Linked DNA regions of Homo sapiens: region 2 is linked to region 1. The links are chromatin loops, found by intact Hi-C in ENCODE. Cell type or tissue: heart right ventricle. All regions are shown on one strand. Links, peaks and the distances in the headings refer to the core of each region. The heading gives the core; the rest is flanking DNA.

Region 1 (5,385 bases), core at 214-5,213:
TTGAATAATACTCCACTGCATGTGTAAACTACGTTTTTTTTTTCTTTTGAGACAGAGTCTTGCTCTGTTGCCAAGGCTGGAGTGCAGTGGCTCGATCTTGGCTCACTGCAAGCTCTGCCTCCCGGGTTCAAGTGATTCTCCTACCTCAGCCTCCCGAGTAGCTGGGATTACAAGTGCCTATCACTAATTTTCTGTATTTTTAAGTAGAGAAAGGTTTCACCATGTTGGCCAGGCTGGTCTTGAACTCCTGACCTCAAGTTATCCACCTGCCTCAGTCTCCCAAAGTGCTGGGATTACAGGAGTGAGCTGCCACTGCGCCCAGCCTTTTTTTTTTTTTTTTTTTTTTTTTTTTGAGACAGGGTCTCACTCTGTCGCTCAGGCTGGAGTACAGTGGCACTATCGCAGCTCATTGCAGCCTTGATCTCCCAGCTTAAGTGATCCTCTCACCTCAGTCTCCCAAGGACTACAGAGGTGCACCATCAGGCCTGGCTAATTTTTAAATATTTTTGTAAATTCCAGGTCTCGCTATGTTGCCCAGGCTGGTCTCCAATGCCTGGGCTCAAGTGATCCTCCCACCTTGGCCTCCCAAAGTGCTGAGATTACAGGCATGAGTCACCTCGCCTGCCTTATATTTTGTTTATCCATTTATTTGCTTCTACCTTTTGGCTCTCGTGAACAATGCTACAATGGACATAGATATGTAAATATCCCTTCAAGATCTTGCTTGCAAATCTTTGAGGTATATACCCAGAAGTTGAGTTACTGGATCTCATAGTAATTCTGTTTAATTTTTCCAGGGACTGCCATACTGTTTTCAATAGTGGCTTCACCATTTTACTTTCCCATCAACTGTGCACAAGCGTTCTAATTACTTCACATTCTGCCAACATTTGTTATTTTTGTGGAGTTTTTGGTTTTATTTTTATTTTTTATAGTAGACGTCTTAAGGGGTGTGAAATGTTTCCCTTTAACAGAGTTGAGGCTGAGTGTGGTGGCTCACACCTGTAACCCCAGCACTTTGGGAGGCTGAGGTGTGTGGATGGCTTAAGCCCAGGTGTTCGAGAGCAGCCTGGACAACATGGCGAAACCCCGTCTCTACCAAAAATACAAAGATTAACTGGGCGTGGTGGCACATGCCTGTAGTCCCAGCTACTCAGGTGACAGGCGGGAGGGTCACCTGAGCTTGGGAGGTCGAGGCTGCAGTGAGCCATGATTGTGCCTCTGCACTACAGTCTGGGTGACAGAGTGAGACCCTGTCATAAATAAATAAATAAATAGTGAGTTGAACCCATTCACATTTAATATAGTTACTGATTTCTGATATTTTATGTTTTTTATTACATTGTTCTCTTTATTATTTCTTTTACTTTCTTATTTCCTAGGATTTTTTTTTTATACACTGAATTTTCTTTTTTTAAAACTCTCTTCTGGTTGTTTGAAAAGTTATACGTACTATTTCTTTTTTTTTCTTTTTTTTTTTTTTTAGAGATGGGATCTTGCTATGTTGCCCAGGTTGGCCTTTGAACTCCTGGCCTCAAGGGATCCTACTCCGTCAGCCTCCAGAGTAGCTGAGACTACAGGTGCACCCCACGGAGCTGGGCTTTCTTCCTATTTGTCTATTTTCAGGTAAAGGCTCATGTTCCTTGAACACCTGCTATGTTCCAGCCCCTATGCAGACCTTTTTATATTGATGATCTCATTTAATCCTTACGACAGCCCTATGAGGTTGCTCCTATTTTTAAAAATAAACTTTATATTTTAGAATAAATTAATTTTAAATTAGAATTAACTTAGAATTATTTAGAATAAATATTTTTACTTTAGAGTAATGTTTTTAGGACTTAGATTCTAAAAAGAAAAAGGAAAGTGCTGTAGGCAGTACAGAGAGTTTCTGTTTACTCTACACCTAGTACACCCAGTTTCCTTTAGTATTCATAGCTTCCATGGATATGGTATGCTTGCCAAAATTAATGAACCAATAGTGACACATTTTATTAGCTAAAATCTGTAGTTTATGCACATTTCCCAGGTTTTTGTCAAAATTTTACAATCTGTGTCAACATACCACACGACATCAGCCTCCTGTCTCCCTTAGGTTCTTGTTGGCTATGACAGTTTCTTTGTTTCGATGACCTTGGCAGTTTAGAGGAGATGGCCTTTAATTTAATAAGACCTTTTAAACATCTTTCTCCATAAACATTTAGAATGAATCAGTATCCATAATTTTTCCCTCTGGAATAAGATAAGATCTTAAACATCTCATGCTTTGTAGGAATAATCTAAAATTTCAGTTCCAATTGAGCAATAAAATTCTTTCTACATTTCTCTTTCTCTTTAAAATAGTTTCTTAAATGTCTTAATCTTAAGATCTCAGTATAAATTTTATCAGTTTATTTATATTTGTTACCACTTTTTCATGTTTTGAATTTAATTATCTTTCTTGAATTACTTTTTCCCCCCCGAAGGAAATATTTTCAGAAAGGATGGTTGGGTGATAAACTTTCTGAGCCCTTCATGGTCAAGCTTTTCTTATTTGCAACATGGAGATCAAAATACCTATCCCACAGAATTGCTGAAGATGAACGAATTCATACTTTTAAGCTTTTAGCAGAGTTCACCATATAAGCAATCAATAAATGTTAGCTCTTGTTACTATTACAATGAGCACATATTATTTTGTAATTATAAGGAAAACTATGCACGGACGCACGCAAGGAAGGAGGGATAGTGGTAAAGAAGGTGATAATACGGAAAGTGATGTGACAGAATGGAAGAGCAGGTGACATAACCACTATTTTCAGCTTGGTAAATGTGGAAAAGTCCTGAGCATTTCTGCCAACCAGCTTAACCTGGGCTATGCTGTCATCCATGGTCCAGACAGCCACGTGGGTGTTAGAAGCCACATGGCCCATCTGTCTCCTCTGAGGTCACTGGAGTTTATCAGCTGTTGTGTACCCTTAGCATGAGTCAGGAGGGTTCTGGGAAAATGTCTTTCTAGTTGAAGGACTGGCAATTCAGTTCAAAGATTAATAAACACAAAATAACACTTGAGAAGCATGTGTCATGTCAAATGCAGAACGTGTGTTCCAGAGGGAGGAACAAAACACGAGTGCTCTCTAAACAGACCAAAATTTCTTCAATTGATTCTTTGCTATTCATGAGCAAGGGAGGGAGAACAAATTGTTATGCCTGACACCAGATTTCAGGCCTGGAATTTTGTAGTGTGATTCATGCAGCTATATTTAATATTTGCAGAGTCATCCAGTAACCCCTGTCAGAGCCCAGGGAAGCCTTCACCCTGGGGCAACTCCCTTCTCCACCATCCATGCACTGCTTAGGGATCCTTGTAGGACGGTCTTGGTATGACGTATCATTCCTCGCATGCTTGAATGGCAGTTGTGTCTCCATAAACACCAGTGCCGGCCAAACACAGCCAGGTCTTTCATGTCAATTTAGGAATGTGTTGCCCTCATAAAGATAAGGCATTTAGTGCTCTTGACCTTGTTAAAGGTCTGTGACTGGCTCAGAATTTTTAATACCCGGGGAGTAGTGCGGAGGCGCGGTGGGGGATGGACTCTAGTTGTTTCCTGTGCTCAGGGTAGAATCCTGGAACCTGAGTTGCCAAAAAAAAAAAAAAAGAAAAGAAAAGAAAAAAAGGAAAAGAAAAATTGGATCATTAAGTTAGGATATTATGTTTAAATCTTATAATGTACTTGTAAATGTTGATGGCATAATATGTAAGTAACAAAAGACATGGCTTCATCAATTTCTACTTTAAAAGCTTTCACAGGAAAGAGATAAAGAATAATGTGGCTAATAAATGACATGCTGATAAAGTATTAAAAAGAACAGAACACTTCTGATGGCTTCACACTCTGGAAGGATGGGAAATAAGCAAACGCAAAATAAAACAGCTGGGTAGACTCAAAGGAAATAAAAAAGGGGTTTCCCCCACCCCTGTACATTCCCTCAAATAGGAGCTAAAAAGGAAAATAAAATTGCACCAAACCATGAGAGGGGAACATTTAAGCATTCTAATATTGTAAATAGACATTCAGGCTGAGTTTTCCATCCAAAAGCTAGGACAGGAAATAAATCCTTAAGCATAACTAAGAGACTAATAAGGAAATATTTTCAGGGGTTTAAAGCAAATAGTTTTTTTAATGCAAAAACAACATAATCAAGACATATTATCACATGTCATATATGACAGCAAATATGCTTACCAGGCTTCTTCCAAGAGCAAATGAGATAAAAGTACTTTGAAACCATAAAACGTTATGCAAATGTGCAGTGATATTAGCGTTATTTGGGAAAATAAAAGCACTGGGCTTCTCCCTTTTCCTGTTTCTCATTCCTTTTATTTACCTTAAAATACAAGTTTATTTCTTCTCAATATACCTGAGGAGTTGCCTAGTAGGAAATGGAACACACACAAAATCCGGCTTTTTCTTCCTGTCTTATTGTTCGTTTGTCACAATATTTGTTTTTCCTGGTTGTTGTTTAAAAATTGTTATGGAAAATTTCAAACAGACATCAAGTTAGAGAGAATTTGATCATGAACGTCATGTCCTCATCCCTCAGACTCTACATGTGTTATTAGCTTTTTGGCCAGTCTTATTCCATCTATAATCCCACCTACTTTCCAACTCAGATTATTTTGAAGTAAATGCCAGACATCCTGTCATTTCCATTAGAATTCCTAAAAGATAAAAACTATTCAAAAAAGAACACGGGACAGAGGCAGGCGGATCACCTGAGGACAGGAGTTGGAGACCAGTCTGGTCCAACATGGTGAAACCCCGTCTCTAGTAAAAATACAAAAATTAGCTGGGTGTGGTGGTAGGCACCTATAATCCCAGCTACTTGGGAGGCTGAGGCAGGAGAATCGCTTGAACCTGGGAGGTGGAGGTTGCAGTGAGCCAAGATTGCTCCATTGTACTCCAGCCTGGGCAACAAGAGCGAAACTCCATCTCAAAAAAAAAAAAAAAAAGAATACAGGCTGGACGTGGCGGCTCACACCCATAATCTCAGCCCTTTGGGAGACCCTGGAGGAAGGATCACCTGAGCCCAGGAGTTTGAGACCAGCCTGGGCAACACAGAGAGACCCAGTCTCTACAAAAAATACAAAAATTAGCCTGGCATTGTGGCTGCGCCTGTAGTCCCAGCTACTGGAGAGACTGAGGCTGGAGGATGGCTTGAGCCCAGGAGATTGAGGCTGCAGTGAGCCGTGATTGCAACACTGCTCTCCAGTCTGAGTGACAAAGGAAGACTCTGTCAAAAAAAAAAAAAGAAAGAAAGAAAGAAAGGACCTTACTATAACAATTATTCTTGAATATCACCAAAATCCAGTCAGTGCTCCATTTCCCCGATTGTCCTGTAATT
Region 2 (5,385 bases), core at 281-5,280, 64 kb before region 1:
CCGTCACATTCTGAAGTACCAAGGGCTAGGACCTTAATTTGGCAGGGAAACAATTCAACCCAGAACACCATCCTCATAGATGGGATTAGTGCCCTATAAAAGGAATGGAAGGGAGCTAGCTAGTCCTTTTGCCCTTCTGTCCCTTCTGCCAAGAGAGGACATGGCATTTGTCCCTTCTGGAGGACTCAGCATTCAAGGCGCCATCTTGGAAGCAGAGTGGAACCAGACACAACGTGCTGGTACCTTGTTCTTAAACTTCCCAGTCTTCGGAACTATGAGAAATGAACTTCTATTGTTTAGAAATTACCCACTCTGTGGTATTTTGTTATAACAGCATGAATGGACTGAGACAATTGCATGTATGGCCACTAAGAACATCTCAATGTTGATTATGTACAAGTTTGATTAAGGATGTCCTGGATACCTTAACTACCACAACTTACACCACTTGGCAGTTAAGACACACTTTCTCAAATAACAAAATGTGAAGCATTCTTTGTAAACAAACACATAAAAATACAATATTTGTTTTTTATAAACAATATATATGAAATTTATATATAAATAAAGAAAAATAAAATTTTAAAATAAAATTTAAATTAAAGATAAATTAGCCAGGTGTGGTGGCTCACACCTGTAATCCCAGCACTTTGGGAGGCCAAGGAGTGTGGATCATCTGAGGTCAGGAGTTCGACATTAGCCTAGCCAAAATGGTGAAACCTCATCGGTACTAAAAATACAAAAATTAGCCAGGCGTGGTGGCGCAGGCCTGTAATCCCAGGTCCCCGGGAAGCTGAGGCTAGAGGATCACTTGAACCTGGGAGGCAGAGGTTGTAGTGAGCTGAGATCACGTCACTGTACTCCAGCCTGGGTGACAGAGTGAGATTTCATCTAAAAAAAAAATTAATTAAAATAAAATAAAATAAATAAAATTAGAAAATAAAATAGAATTTTAAAATGTAAACATACATAAAAATTTATATAAAAATGTTTAATGAATTTTATAAAAATAAAATTTATATATAAATTTTATATTTTATATAAATTTTTTATTAAAATGTGATTAAAATACAATATTTGTTTCTTATTTGTCAAGAAACAAGTAAAAATATGATACCAGACTAAAAATAACAAAGTATGAATGCTTCACACCAAAACCTATGGGATACAGGTAAAAAAAGAATCCTCTGAAAAATTATTGGAAAAAGTTTGGAAATTTGGTCAGAGTGAAATGATATGCTATCTGGGATTTGCTTCTAAATAACTCTAGGAGGAGGAAGAGGGAGAAGGAGGAGGAGGGGGAGGGGAGAAAGAGGAGGATGAGGAGGGGTGGAGAAGGAGGAGGGGGGAGGGGAGAAAGTAGGATGGGGAGGGGCGGAGAAGGAGGGGAGGAAATGGAGGAAGAGGGAAGGGGTACAGGAGGAGGAGGAGGAAAGGTTTTATTCACTCATTCACTCTGCCTTTGTATACACTTGAGTTCCATAACAAAAGAAGAGAAGATAAATTTACAAAGTAGGATAATATTTTTGAAATATTAAGCTGAAGTATTTTTAAAATTCCTTGTCATTCCCAGCAGGTGCCCCTCAACTCTCTCTCCATCAAGTTTATACCCTGAAGCAAAAAATGTGTGTTGAAGAGCACTTTGCCAAAGATCTGAAACATGGTTTGGTCTAGAGGAAGGGGAATAGAATGAGAAGAGCAGAAGTAGCTCCTGGGGTGGGATCCAGCTGTATTTCATGCTTGGAGTCAACGTCCCAGTTGGGGTTAGAAATGCGCAGGGCAATAGAAAACATGACAGGAAACTCGGAGCTCGAGAGAGAAGAATCAAATGATTAAAATAACCCAAAAGTTAGAGGTATGGGCTGAGTCAGCCAAGGGGGAGTCCCGGCTCTTTCTAGCGGTCCCTCTAGTGTGCTATTGCCTGTGCAGAGATGGGATTTTGAGACACTCCAGCTGGGACGTTGGCAGATAGGCAAGGGACATGGCATTTTTGAACCATATGCCTCTCTCCATCCCAAGTAGAATGCTTTTGGGGAAAGGTAAGAAGGAGACTGAGGATGTGAAAAGAGAATTCTAAAACACTGGCTATCAGCTGGGTTCCAACTGAATAATGAGACTGATTTTCTTCTCCCCTGTCCTCAGCAGAAATGGTTACTGGGGAGCTAAACTGGGTTAATTTATAGAGAAATGAAGACTGGTACTTTTTTGGTCATCTATATGTATGCCTGTAAATTTTGAAACAGCCTACGTATGCAAAAATCAATAGGCATTACGATTTAACAGCAACAACCAGTTAGAAAATAAAATGAAGATACAGACTGTATTCTCAATAGCAATCAAAATATAAAATATTTGGAGTAATTTGAATGTGATCTATGTTTTAGTTACATGAGAAAAGCTATAAGGCTGAATTAAGAAATGTGAAATATGGCAAAATAGAGATTTACAGTATTTCTGAATAGAAAATCTATTTTAAAATGTCCAGTTGTATACAATTAATTTTTAGAGCTAATTACTCTCAATATCCTAATAAAATTTTTCATGAGGAAATTCAATGAAATTCTGTTAAAATTCTTCTGAAAAAATAAAGAAGTATTTTGAAATGACATCTCTTTAAAGAGCTAATTGTAGGAGAAAGGTTTTTACTAGGCATAAAATATAGTATAACTGTAAGAATTAAAAGAGCATCATCCTGACATAAGAGCAATTGGATAGGACAGATCATTCAGAACAGATCCCAACATATTATGTATAGGATTATTTATTTATTTATTTATTTATTTATTTATTTATTTATTTATTTTTGAGACGGAGTCTCACTCTGTCACCCAGGCTGGAGTGCAGTGGCACGATCTCGGCTCACTGCAACCTCGGCCTCCCGGGTTCAAGGGATTCTCCTGCCTCAGCCTCCCGAGTAGCTGGGACTACAGGCGCAGCCACCACGCCCGGCTAATTTTTTGTATTTTTAGTACAGACGGGGTTTCACCGTGTTAGCCAGGATAGTCTCTATCTTCTGACCTTGTGATGATCTGCCCGCCTCATCCTCCCAAAGTGCTGGGATTACAGGTGTGAGCCACCACGCCCGGCCTATTTATTTTTTATTGTATATATTCAAGTTGTATATGAAATTTCAATAAATGATAAAAGAGGCATTGCAAATCTATAAAGAACAGGGGATTACTCAGTAAATGATATTACACTAAATGCTATTTAGAAGAAAAATTCATTTAGATTTTACCATAACAGCATATATCAAAAAAAAGGAAGAGAGAGAAGAAAAGACCTAGTTGGATTAAAGAGTTCAGGAAATAATAAAACAAGTTAAGGCACAGACTTAATGAAAAGTATGGAAAACTTATATGAGAAAAACTACTAAAGTCTTGCATGAGACGTCACAGTAGATTTGAACAGAAGGCAAACATACCATTATCTTGGATAGGAAAGTGTAACATCATAAAAATGTTAAGTCTCCTCTGCTTAATTTATATATTTAAATTAACACTAACAAAAATATTAATTTATTTATGGAGCCAGGCAGGTTGATTATAAAATTTATTTGGAATAATAAATAAGGGAGAATAGCCAGAACAAATCTCAAAAGAGATGAACCGGTGGGGGGCAGGGGGAGGAGGAGGAGCCTAGGACGTGTCATACAGAGAGTGGCACCTGGGACTCATTTTAGCCAGTGGAAGGCAGTGAGAGTTCTGCACCTAAATCTTTTTTTTTTTTAAACAGAGTTTTGCTCTTGTCGCCCAGGCTGGAGTGCAATGGCGTGATCTCAGCTCACCGCAACCTCCACCTCCCGGGTTCAAGCAATTCTCTTGCCTCAGCCTCCCGAGTGGCTAGGATTATAGGCATGCACCCCATGCTCTGCTGCTTTTGTATTTTTAGTAGAGATGGGGTTTCTCCATGTTGGTCGGGCTGGTCTCGAACTCCCAATCTGAGGTTATCCCCCTGCCTCAGCCTCCCAAAGTGCTGGGATTACAGGCATGAGCCACCGCACCCAGCCTCTGCACCTAAATCTTAAAAAGGCCTGGCAACAGGCCTGGCACAGTGGCTCATGCCTGTAGTCCCAAAACTATGAGCCAAGGTGGGAGGATCGCTTGAGGTCAGGATTTTGAGACCAGCATGGGCAACCCAGTGAGACCTATCTCTACAACAACAACAACAAAATTTTTTTAATTAGCTGGTCACAGTGGCATGCGCCTGTAATCCCAGCTACTCAGGAGGCTGAGGTGGGAGGATTGCTTGAGCCCAGGAGTTTGAGGCTGCAGTGACCTATGATTACACCACTACATTCCAGCCTGGATGACAGAGCAAGACCCTATTTCGAAAAAAAAAAAGGCCTGACCTGGCAACTTCTGCTTTTACATGCTGGGAGGGCTGAGTATGATGTAAGGAGCCCAGTGACCCTGATGGAGACACTGTTGAAGGACCACAAAGAGGAGAGGCCCTGAACAATATGGAGAAAGAAGGGGTGGGAGAGAGAGAGAAAACCCCAGCTCCCCCAGCGTAGCCACCAAGAATGGCCCTCCTGCCATGTCCACAAGGACCCAACATACACATGAAGCCATCTCGGGATTTCCACTCCACTGCCATAAAACTGCAGTCACGTGAACGACACAAAGTGAGACTGGCAAAAGGACCACTCAGCTGAGCCACAGTCCACCAGTAGAATTGTGAAAAATAATACAGTGGCCATTGTCCTAAGCCACTGAGTTTTGAGGTGGTTTGTGATGCGGCAGTAGGTGACCAGATCAAATGATTACCGAAGGGGAAAAGACAGAATAGGGCAGGGAGACAGGAAGAGAAGCAAGACATCTCTGCATGTTATGTCATAGAATTTTGACTCTGTATCCATGTAAATGTTTTAGCTAATTTAAAAAAATTTTAATTTAAAAAATTAAACCACACAGAAAAGAGAAATACAATGGAATTGTTAAAACTTCAGTGGGGTAGAGGTAGGAAGACTTTCTACATGACTGATAGAAACATCACAAAGGAGGCCAGGTGCAGTGGCTCACGCCTGTAATTCCAGCACTTTGGAAGGCCGAGGCGGGCGGATCACAAGGTCAGGAGTTTGAGACCAGCCTGGCCAAGATGGTGAAACCCCATCTCTACTGAAAAATACAAAAATCAGCTGGGCGTGGCGGCATGTGCCTGTAATCCCAGCTACTTGGGAGGTTGAGGTAGGAGAATTGCTTGAACCCGGGAGGCGGAGGTTGCAGTGAGCCGAGATCGTGCCAGTGCACTCCAGCCCGGGTGACAGTGCGAGACTGCGTCTCAAAACAAAAACAAAAACAAAAAACAAACAAACAAAAAAGAAACATCACAAAGGAAAAACATAGCCACAGCTGGATGCAGTGGCTCATGCCTGTAATCCCA

The links. Hi-C counts contacts between places; a loop is a spot of excess contacts. Peaks named below come from ENCODE experiments on the same cell type or tissue, not always from the same donor. Only the 100,000 strongest peaks of a DNase experiment are listed, where the experiment ranks them.
Region 2: it touches region 1 in a loop (2.1-fold over the local background); 28 of 110 quality-filtered maps call a loop at or near these places.

The regions. Positions count from the first base shown.
Region 1 is chr21:37,335,842-37,341,226 of GRCh38, forward strand. No RefSeq gene overlaps it. Among named protein-coding and RNA genes, the nearest start is that of DYRK1A, 28 kb to the right of the region's middle. In heart right ventricle, for the core only: no CTCF peak of the experiment used is centred there; DNase peaks (open chromatin) are centred at 2,880 and 3,410; H3K4me3 peaks cover 377 bases; H3K27ac peaks cover 2,912 bases.
Region 2 is chr21:37,272,241-37,277,625 of GRCh38, forward strand. No RefSeq gene overlaps it. Among named protein-coding and RNA genes, the nearest start is that of VPS26C, 7.6 kb to the left of the region's middle. In heart right ventricle, for the core only: no CTCF peak of the experiment used is centred there; no DNase peak of the experiment used is centred there.